Linked DNA regions of Homo sapiens: region 2 is linked to region 1. Evidence: chromatin loops called from intact Hi-C (ENCODE). Cell type or tissue: mammary epithelial cell. All regions are shown on one strand. Each heading gives the region's core, and the rest is flanking DNA. Links, peaks and the distances in the headings are about the cores only. Region 1 overlaps UGGT1 (UDP-glucose glycoprotein glucosyltransferase 1). Region 2 has its middle 120 kb from the start of LINC01854.

Region 1 (2,928 bases), core at 295-2,794:
TTCATTTTTCCTTTTTTATAACTACCATGGATTTTTTGTCTTGGCATGTCTTTTAGACATGTACAGTGTGTTACAATTTTAGGACATTTAAAAGACCTTTGACAAAGACAGTCGCTCCAACATTCATTGCCGAATAAATCTCTAACCTTTTTTGTGAGTATTGGTATCTCTGTTTTTTCATCCTTTGGCATGTGAGCGGTGACTCTGAGGCCTGTAGTTTTTCCATGATCTGCCTGCTGCTTCCCCACAGGAACTGCCTTCGTGTGAGGAGCAGTGAGCTGCAGCAGCCTACTTCCCATTGCTTTTGGCCACGTCCTATGTATGTGTGATGTAGATTGTGCAGTAGAGTTGTGATTTCCAGAAGTTTCGCCAGTGCAGACTCTGTGGCTGTTATCTTTATATCTTTTCTTGAGATATTAATAGCTCAGTGTCAAATAATAAATTTCTGAAGAAAAAAATCCTAAATATTTTGTCATCTGGTTTTCCTTCTAGGTTTTGGCTCAGCTGATAAACATGAATCTGAGAGTATTTATGAACTGCCAATCCAAACTTTCTGACATGCCTTTAAAAAGGTAAAACATGCTATGTAAGAAAACAGTTGAAGAAATTGTACTGAATCCAAGTTCTGATATTGCATGTTAGAGGATCAGATGGATTTATAGGTGGACATCATGTTTGAAATGGTCATTTACTAAATGTTCAGTTTTGCCAAATTTCATTCTAATCAGAAGTTCTAAGAACATAGTGTGTTTGTAGCATTTAGGTGGCATTAACCCAGGCTGCTTGCATTTGTGCCTTTTCTTTCTTTTTTTCGAGATGGAGTCTCGCTCTGTCGCCCAGATTGGAGTGCAGTGGCATGATCTTGGCTCACTGCAGCCTCTGCCTCCCGGGTTCAAGGGATTCTCCTGCTTCAGCCTCCTTAGTAGCTGGGATTACAGGTGCACACTACCATGCCCAGCTAATTTTTGTATTTTTAGTAGAGACGGGGTTTCACCATGTTGACCAGCCTGGTCTCGAACTCCTGACCTCAAGTGATCCGTCTGCCTCACTTCCCAAAGTGCTGGGTTTACAGGTGTGAGCTACCACGCCTGGCCCCATTTGTGCTTTTCATCTTAAAAGAAGAATATTCATTTCAAGTTGGAATATACATGTTAGAGGAAGCTTGCTTAGCTATATATTGTCATGAGCTTTGGAATGGTCATTTATGAAAAAAGTGATACAGAAAGCAGTTAGCGTTGTGGCTATGGGAAATTTCTAACTTGCCAGTGTGCTGTGTTTTATAGGTTAGCTTCTAAGTGGATTGAAACAGCATTTGAAAGTAACCAAAGGGTTCCCAGCTTCCACCATTATTCTCGTATAGGGGAAATGTTTACATTATTAGTGTTTTCAGGACTAGCCTGAGAGCCCAATCAGTATTTAGGAATTGGTTTTAAAGAGAAAAATGAGTCCTCCTTGAAGGGAGGAAAATGCCCAGGACCTAACTGTGACCCTGACAGCCATCCATGTGAACGAGTGGCCTCCGTTCAAGTGATTGGATTTTGGCTTGCAGGTGGACAGTATAGTGGCTGCTGAGTATGAGCTAGAGTACCTGTTACTAGAAGGTCATTGCTACGACATCACCACAGGCCACCACTGAGCACTCCTCCTCAGTGCTGTCCTTGTTTGCCTTTTCTTGCATCTGCAGCAACCACAAGGAGGCATCATAAGGTCAAAGATGGTTTTGGAAACACTTTTCCCAATCTGGAAGGGTACTCCTCCAAATCTAATTTGTTTTAACCAGTTGTTACCTGTGTAAGGGCTGTGCACTCAAGTCCTGTTGTCACATCGAAAATTATCTAACACTTTCCTTTTCAATTTCAGCTTTTACCGTTATGTCTTAGAACCAGAGATTTCTTTCACTTCAGACAATAGTTTTGCTAAGGGTCCAATCGCAAAATTTTTGGATATGCCTCAGTCTCCACTGTTCACTCTGAATTTGAACACACCTGAGAGCTGGATGGTAGAATCTGTCAGAACACCATATGATCTTGATAATATTTATTTAGAAGAGGTAAGACCATATCTATTGCTTCCAAATACCTAATCATGTATAATACAGCAGATTGAATCATAGTCTAGGTGGGCCTCTGAGACATCAGTGTTCAGGTATGATATTTTTTTAAACAACAGCTTTATTCACATGGAACTCATATACCATAAAATTCTCCCCATTAACGTGTACAGTTGAGAGGTTTTAGTATCTTCACGGAGTTGTGCAGCCATCACCACTATGTAATTGTAGGATGTTTTCAGCATCCCCAGTGAAAGCCCCATACTCATTAGCAGTCACTCTTCATTTCCCCAGCCCCTGGCAACTGCTGGTCTACTTTGTATCTCTATGGATTTGCCTATTCTGACATTTTGTCTAAATAGAATCAAATGTGGTCTTCTGTAACTGGCTTCTTTCACATAACAAATTGTTTTCAAGATCCATCCATGCTGTAGTATGTATCGACGCTTCACTCTTTTTAACTTGCCAGATAATATTTTATTTATGGACATATCACGTTTCATTTATCCTTTCACGAATGGACATTTGAGTTGTTTTCACTTTTTGGTTGTTATGAATAATGCTGCTATGAATGTTGTGTGCAAGTTTTTCTACTGATACGTGAGTACAGGATGTCTTTGCATTTAGGTCTTTAATTTTTTTCAACATTTAGTATCTTATCCTCGTTCGTATTTTTAGAATAACGTCCTTATTGTTTTTTTCTCCTTTCTCTTTCCAACCTAGTTTTTATAATTGTATACAGTCATTAACCACCACTATAGCCACGATGCAGAACATTTCCATTACCCCAAAAAGTTCTTTTATACCCCTTTGCAGACAGTAGCCTCCTCTCGCCTGGTTTCAGGCAACAACTGATCTGCTTTCTGTCATTATACTTT
Region 2 (2,928 bases), core at 279-2,778, 1.2 Mb after region 1:
TATGTGCACAGGGTTGTATATGCACGGAAATTCCCTTGCTAGATCAACTGAGAGGGTCTAGAAGCAACTACACCCCACTAGTAATGATCATAGCCAATCCCTAGGTGTGGTTTATACTGTGATTCTCCTATAAAGTAAAACAGGGATCCTTGGAGAAATGGCTGTTTCTAGGGTTGATACAATACAGGAATATGCAATATGGGTCTGGAGCATCTTGTAATGCCAGAAGTTCTCAAAAACATATAAACCCACACAGATACAGTATATCAACGGAGCACAGAAACCAACTGAAAGAGTTCCCAGTGGTCAAAGCTGGAACAATTAGAGTAGCACAATAAATAATGCAGTATAAAATTTTTAGCTTAAAATATAAAATAAATAGCCATGAGTCCATGCTCATATAAAGAAATTATTGAATAAGTATGGGCAGAGTCCAATCTCTTGTGCAGAATAATTTCAAAAATTGTATGTAGATATTCCCCTAAAGTATGTGGGCTGTTCGTAGTGGCTTCCTGTCAAAGGAATATGGAAATACGGAAAAGGGGAAAATAAGAGTAACTTTAGAGTAGAGAAACCTCACAAACACTCTCAGCCAGGTGGTCAAGGTCAACATCAACAGTAATAGATATAGGTCATGTTGGAATAATGGAGTCTTGATATGATGTACCTCTCTGGTCTTCTTTCCATAAATATGTACATACATATACAAATCCAGTCTGATTTGAGAAAAGCAGCAGACAAAATCCAACAGAGGGCATTCTACAAAATACCCTACCAGGACTCCTCATGAGTATGGATAAAGAATGTTTTGAAAATTCAATTAATATGCCTAATATAACAGATGAAGATAAAGCCCAAGTCAGAAAGCCCAAAGAAAGTAGCAGAAGGAAAACAGAAATATAGCAAAAAATAAGGAAAATATAAAAGGAGAAAGTTCATCAAAAAGCAAGTGTAATAGTCAATTTATTATTTTATTTAACAGCTATTTAGTGAGAGGTGACTCTGTGTCAGGCAATCTTCCAGCACGGGGAAGAGAGCAGAGAAAATGTGATACAAATACCACTGACCTCAAGGATCTGTGTGCTGGGTAGGAAGACAGTTCATTACCATCACTAAGTCAATAGTAGATTGATTAGTTAATGATTAGTAACATGGAGAAGAAATATGCAAGGAAGGCAGTGTTATTTTTAATCAAGTCTTCATGAAAGCCTCTCTGAAACTAATATTTGAGCAAAGAACAGGCAGGAGGATCTGTAGGGGCAATGCCTCGGGCTGAGCTTATGCTTGCTGTGTTTCAGGAACAGTAGGGAGGCCTGAATGGCAATGCAGTCTGCAGATCCACAGGTACTGGCGTGACTGGCATCCATACACCCAGCTTTACACAAGAGGGTTGGACCGCATCAGAGATGGCAAATGTGTAACATGGTCCCTGCAGCTTTCATCACAGCCAGCACTAGAGACAATCCTGATAAGTCACACTCCCTTTTCCAGGTGCACCCTCAAAACCTATTGCCATCATATGCTGCAGCCCACTGCCACCTACAGGCCAGAGGAGACAGAGTTCCCTTCTACAATGCTATGGCTTTCTTGAAGGAAGAGGGAAACATATGAACTCAGTAGTTACCTGTCATCTGGGAGTGTCTTGAAAAAACTGAACTGAATGAATGGGGGCTGAATTAGAATAGGATGAAGAAGAAAGTAGACACCATGTGTAACAGCCAAGGCAGCAGCTTTGAGAGGTAGCAGAACATGCCCAAGTTGAGCATTCTCCAGGGTAGACTCTGGGGACACTGAAGGTTCAGAGAAAGTAGATAGTGAATGTCCCATTGTCCAAAACGTCTGCAAGCTCCAGGCCTAGAACCTCCCATTTGGCCCCCTCACTTTGCTGTGTCTTCCTTCACTTTGTGACAGCACTGCTGTTCATTCTCCTCGTGTCTTCTTTAATATATCAAGTAACCACAGCCTTCTATTGCAAAACATTGCTGTTACTGAAGAAACAAATCTGTCCTTCTCTATTTGCATTCCAAACACTGAATAGAATAATTATATCAATTATAATTTCTCCCAGTTTGACATGGTCCAAGAATAAAAGAGATGAAAAACATTGCAGGGGAATGCCATTACATTATGGCCCTCAAGAGTAAGGGCTTAATTGGTGGTAAAATAAAACATAGTACTAGGTATCAAAAGGCTTTTCTACTAATACCAAATTGCTTTTTCCCAGGGAGGACAGACCGGTACAATTTAATGTCTAGGAGGAAAAAAAAGTGACTTCCCTTCTGCACGTTGAGCAGAGCGCAACAGTCTTTATATGTATATTTAAAGCAAAATTTAAAAAGGGATTCTGTAAGTTGAAATGGGGACATGAGGGAAGGCCCTGATGAAGCTGGAGATATTGAGCCCCTAAATTCTGATGAGGCTTCTTTGCCACTGGAAAAGGCCTCCTAATCCCCAGGAAAAGAGTTCTCCCTCGCACAGGGGTAGCCGTGCCTCTATCCCATCTGAGGGTGTTACCTCTGCATTGCCTGAGGAAACTGCAATGTCCTCCCCTGAGGCAGCTGCCATGAAAGACAATCCACCCCTCCTTGCTTCTAGACTTACAATTCAACTAAAGTCCCAACAGGCTCATAAAGATGAGGAGATGCATTATACTCACCTATTTGATTTTTCAATCAAAGAACTAACAAATTTTTCTAATTATATAGGCAGACATTTGGGAAGCTGTGTGGGAATGGATGTTGAGAGTGTGAGATAATGGTGAAAGAAACACAAAGTTGGATCAAAACAAACTTATTGATATGGGCTGACTAAGCAGAGATTCTGCATTTACTGTTGCAGCTTAGGGAGTTAGAAAAAGGGCACTGATTTGTTGGTTGGTTGGCTGAAACATGAATCAAAAGATGGCCCACAATAAGCAAGTTGGAGATG

The links. A loop is a pair of places that touch in the nucleus more often than their neighbours do. Peaks named below come from ENCODE experiments on the same cell type or tissue, not always from the same donor. Only the 100,000 strongest peaks of a DNase experiment are listed, where the experiment ranks them.
Region 2: a loop joins it to region 1, with 26 times the contacts of the local background. A loop is called at or near these places in 3 of 110 quality-filtered maps.

Annotation. Positions count from the first base shown.
Region 1 is chr2:128,170,713-128,173,640 of GRCh38, forward strand. UGGT1 (UDP-glucose glycoprotein glucosyltransferase 1) reads left to right here. Exons shown (of 41, transcript NM_020120.4): 28 at 493-572; 29 at 1,861-2,050. Among named protein-coding and RNA genes, the nearest start is that of UGGT1, 81 kb to the left of the region's middle. In mammary epithelial cell, for the core only: a CTCF peak has its summit at 1,681 (motif pointing right); no DNase peak of the experiment used is centred there.
Region 2 is chr2:129,395,865-129,398,792 of GRCh38, forward strand. No RefSeq gene overlaps it. Among named protein-coding and RNA genes, the nearest start is that of LINC01854, 120 kb to the left of the region's middle. In mammary epithelial cell, for the core only: a CTCF peak has its summit at 1,538 (motif pointing left); no DNase peak of the experiment used is centred there.